2 separate regions of the Mus musculus genome follow, and region 2 is linked to region 1. Evidence: chromatin loops called from intact Hi-C (ENCODE). Cell type or tissue: heart. All regions are shown on one strand.

Region 1 (2,500 bases):
ATGTTTCTTCAAGCCACATCTCAGTACCTCAAAGATTATCTTTTAAAACAGCTGTTGCTCAACAACTACTTATGGCCTGAAATAAAGGAAAACACTCCCACGCCAACTTTACACTCGAAATAGAAGCTACAAAGACACAAAAATACCCAGGCCGCTATGGCAGCCTGATTCCAGGCTTTTTATGGAACAAAAAGCCATTTGGGCTCTCGAAGACCTCCCTCCTCCTCTCCCTGACTATTGTCCCGTCTCTCCCAAGCACACACTGCTGAGCTGGCAGCAGGGAACAGAGGAGAGCAGCCATCTGGAGCTGGAGCCAGCCTCCTGTTCCTCTGCACCCAGGCAAGCAGGTTCTTTCCAGGGACAGTGGCAATAAAATAAAAACTCTCACTACTGTGTGCTGAGCAATTGACACGGTGAGAGGTAGTCTGCAGCTTCTTGAAGGTCAAATCCTTTACAAACACCTACTAGGTGGGTAATCTGCTCGTTCTGCCTTCCTAGGTGAAGAAACTGTGGCAGAATGTTCATGCTCTTTCTCTCCAGCTATACAAAATAAGTGACTGAAATCTCTGTGTTCTCTTAGCTTGTGGAGGCTGGTCGGGGAGGAGTAGGAATGGACGAAGGTAAGGAATGAATAGTTATACTAAGCCAAATTCTGGACTAAGCAAGCTACAGAAAATCAAAACAGTCCAAATTTATGTAAACACAAGAGTGTGCTTAATCATAGGAGCTATATACAGTTTAAAAATTATTAATATAATCAGCGATATTTGTCTTATCAAAGAAAAATAAATCCACCCTGTAGCACAAGCCCAGTTCATTTAAATCTTTTTTTTCTTTTTTTTCTTTTTTTTTTTTTTTTTTTTTTTTTTTTTTTTTTTTTTGTTTTTCGAGACAGGGTTTCTCTTTATAGCTCTGGCTGTCCTGGTCTCACTTTGTAGACCAGGCTGGCCTCGAACTCAGAAATCCGCCTGCCTCTGCCTCCCGAGTGCTGGGATTAAAGGCGTGCTCCACCACACCCGGCAAAAGTTGTTTTTTTTTTTTTTTTTTTTTTAAAGATTTATTTATGTATGTGAGTACACTGTGGCTTTCTTCAGAGACACCACAAGAGGGCAACAGATCCCATTATAGATAGTTGTGAGCCACCGTGTGGTTGCTGGGAATTGAACCCAAGACCTCTGGAAGAGCAGTCAGTACTCTTGGTTAAGTACTCTGGGCCACCTCTCCTGACCTCCATTTAAATCTTTTAACCCCTTGACATGGACACCATTACTGCCCTCTGTTGGTAAAGTGAGGAATCACAAGGTCCCATCAGTTAAATGATTTACTTGGTGTTTAGGCTCAACCATACTGTGCATGCCTTCAAATAGTACACTAACCATAATATTGCCATTGTTGTTAGTGTGATAGAAATAATATAAGTGATTGTTTTCTTAGGGGGGTGAGGTTTGATATTTAGAGGCAGTCCATGTGACTTTGGATTTCAACTACAACATACAGTTGTATTATCATAGATAGGTAAGTCAGTCTCTCTGTGCATATTCATTTATTTATAAAAGAAAGGGAATAATAGTGTTTCTTTCACAAAATTATTAAGAATATTGAAATGAGAGCATCAGCTATAAGTGTTTAAAGAAATGCCTGGAAAAAATACATTAAATAAAATCCTGTTGCTACTGCTAATCTTTTTGAAAAAGAGAATAGAGTTACAGGGCATATGTTATGTACCCAAGACTACACAGGGAGAGGAAAACTAGAAAGAGGTTTTCGGACCTGTGCTGACCAATAGAGAAGGTAAAGTACAGAGAGGACCAGGGCTTCTTCTCACAGCCTTCAGAGGGCCACTTCAGACAAGCCTAGAGAAATGGTAGATCAGACATAGCTCTAAAAGTTTACTGAGGGCCTCTGGTAAATCCTGGAAAGTTACAGCCGTTGACCCCATTACCACAAGCATGTATACCTGTGCAATGAAAAAAGTTTACCAAAAAGGTTTCCTCAGATATTTCTAGACCTCCTTGTACACTAGCCAGAGAATCTCCAAAAAAGAATCCTACCTTGCATAACACATCTCAAACTCATTCCCCTTGCACTGATTTAGACAGAAGCTTCCAAAGTGATCAAAACCATACTCTCGCTCCCGTCTCTGACTGACCATGTGAAGTACAGAAGTGTAATGTTTTAGTAAAGTTTAGAGGACTTGTAGTGTGGGGAGCCTCATAGAAATCAAAGGATGCAGATGGAGTCTATTGGGAGAGTGCTTACCTGCCACACGGGAGACCCTAGATGCTGAAAGGAAAAATCATTTGATGGGACTTTGTCAGAATCATCCACTATAAAAGAGACCAGGACAGACTGGCCCATGGGAGTAATTCTACCTGAGAACTCTGATTGCACTAAACTCCTTCCATCTCCCATGCATCCTAAAAATAATTCTGGAATGATTAAAAATTTAAAACTGTTCGAAGTAGCTGCATGTAAAAAGCAATCTACACAGAGGAGACTG
Region 2 (2,500 bases), 240 kb before region 1:
CTATACATGGAAGCTTTTCAAAAAGAAGTAGCATAAAAGAGTTGAAAGATCTTTCCCTGTTTGTTTAATTTGAGTCTTGTACCTACAGGCAGCATTTGCTGGTATCTGAATCTCAGATAGGATATGATGACTTTCATTTTCACCCCAAAGAATGATTATCTCATTTGTAAAGCACTACTACAAGACTGTCACAAGTGTCACCTTTTTGGTTGGCTTAGGACATTAAAGAACTAGGCAACGGTCATATTGATGTGATCTAGATTTAAACAACAGAAGTAAAATGGAAGGAAGAGCAGGACTTTGGGGGAAAGGAAAAAGGTAAGAAATGTGTAAATAAAACTAAGAGGGTAATGGAGCCATGATTAGAACCAAAATTCATTTTATATGTGTTTGAAAATGTCCCAATGAGGGGACAAGGGAGATGGATGGCTCAGCTGGTAAAGTGCTTGCCACATAAGCACGAAGACCTGAGTTTAAGCTACACAACCTACCAAAAGAAAGTCAGGTGTGGCAATATGCATTTATAATTGCAGTTCTGGCTTGGGACAGAGATAACTTGCTAGCCAGCTATCCTAAAGTAATGGATAAGCTCCAAGAGAGTATGGTCCTGCCTTAAAAAGAAAGATGAGCTATATCTAAGGAATACTATTTGATTTTGTCCTTTGGTCTCCACAGGCCAATACACACATAAAAGTCATGGTATAGCCCATTATCTTTTACAACAAAGATGTGCTGAAGGAGAGAGAAAAGACAGCAAAGAGAGGGAAGCTGAAAAGGAAATTCAGAGTGATACTGTGGAGGATCAGAAAACCAACCCTGTGCTGATGACAAAAAAAAAAAAAGTAAACAAAAAACAGCAACAACAACAAAAAAAAAAAGGAACCATCAGCCTGCCTCCAGCCTATGACCTATACTTGATGCTTTTCCCATCAATTTATTCATGATTGTTCTTCTTTTGCCCTGACCATTTAGCTGTCTATCCTCATATATCCTGCAGGGAAATCAAATTACCATAAAGACTCACTACCTGACGGGAGCAATTGTTCTTTGAGTATGTGTTGTCATTGGATACCATCCTAACTCAGAGATATATACACAGCTGAGGACTTGGAGAATTAATCTGCAGCAGGTAGGAATGCAAATTAGCACAGCCACTGTAGAAAAGGAGCATAGACGTCCCTCAAAGAAAGATAAAGAAATAGAACTACCTTATGATCTAAAAGTTCCTACAGCTCTTTTTATATCCAAAGGAAGGTATGTCTGTAGGTCAAAGAGACAGCTATATTCTCATGCTCATTGGAACTCTATTCACAATAGCACAGAAGTGGAAGCAAACAAAATGTACATTGAGGTTTATACATAAGGCAAGTGTGGTTCACAGTGTATTGCACGTGTGCACGCGCACACGTATGTGCACTCACACACATACCTGTGCGCATTCGCGCATGTGTGAGGCAAAATTCTTCAGCCATGAAAGTTTTGCTGCAGTAATGAAGCTGGAAGATGTTTTGTGAAACACAGAAGAGAGGCACTTACTGGTGCTTACCAGAGGCTGGAAGGCGTGAGGAGCATGAAACAGAAAGGGTGTATAATGGGTAAACCCATCAGGTAGCTTAGAATTTCTTCTCATGTGTGTGTGTGTGTGTGTGTGTGTGTGTGTGGATACACACACACACACACACACACACATAACGCATCCTGTTTACTATCCTCTCCACCATATACACACACATAACATTTCCTCTCCCTTCCATCCTTGTTCATGGCCCTTCCATCCCTACAAGTCCCTTTTCCATGTTGGTGTCTTTAGTTTTGGAGAGCCCGTTGAGTTTAGCCAGCACCATCTCCATGTCTATGAGTTTGGAACTATTCAGTGAAGCTTGGTGGTTTCACCAGTGGCTACACAACTGAGAATAATGACTCTTTTCCCCTGAATCCATCAGTATCCAATATGTCAGCAGAACTATTCACTTCTGGCTATTAGCAGCCCCAAGTGTTTTTAACTATTTTATTATTCTAAGCATATCTTGCCTGTGTATATGTTTGGGGGTCAGAATAGGGCATCCCTGGAACTGGAGTTACAGACAATTGTAAGCCACCAGTTAGATGCTCAGAATCTAAACCTTGGTCCTCTGCAAAAGTGATAAGAGCTTTTAACTGCTGAGTGAACCCTCTAGCCCCCAGTTTTCTTTCTTTCTTTTTTTTTCAGATCTAGTGCCATCAACCACAGTTGTTGTCAGTTCATGATTTCATTTACATGAGATAACCAGAAGACAGCATTTCTTGCCCTTCTCTGCCTCTTCTATGCACTGCATCCTTCTGATTCTCCTTTTCATGGTGTGCCCTGGGCCTTAAGGAAGGTGGTATACATGTTCTAGTTTGAACGGAACAATCAAAGTTTCCTTATTCTCAGGACCTCATGCAGTCATGAGTCTCTGTATTCATCAGTCTCTGCAGAAAGAAGCTTCTATGACTAACTCTGAGAAGCCTTTGTCTGTGG

What was found. Hi-C counts contacts between places; a loop is a spot of excess contacts. Peaks named below come from ENCODE experiments on the same cell type or tissue, not always from the same donor. Only the 100,000 strongest peaks of a DNase experiment are listed, where the experiment ranks them.
Region 2: it touches region 1 in a loop (2.1-fold over the local background); 2 of 42 quality-filtered maps call a loop at or near these places.

Annotation. Positions count from the first base shown.
Region 1 is chr2:85,282,585-85,285,084 of GRCm38, reverse strand. No RefSeq gene overlaps it. Among named protein-coding and RNA genes, the nearest start is that of Olfr987, 48 kb to the left of the region's middle. In heart, a CTCF peak has its summit at 1,241 (motif pointing left); a DNase peak (open chromatin) is centred at 164; H3K4me3 peaks cover 282 bases; H3K27ac peaks cover 531 bases.
Region 2 is chr2:85,523,538-85,526,037 of GRCm38, reverse strand. No RefSeq gene overlaps it. Among named protein-coding and RNA genes, the nearest start is that of Fads2b, 5.9 kb to the right of the region's middle. In heart, no CTCF peak of the experiment used is centred here; no DNase peak of the experiment used is centred here.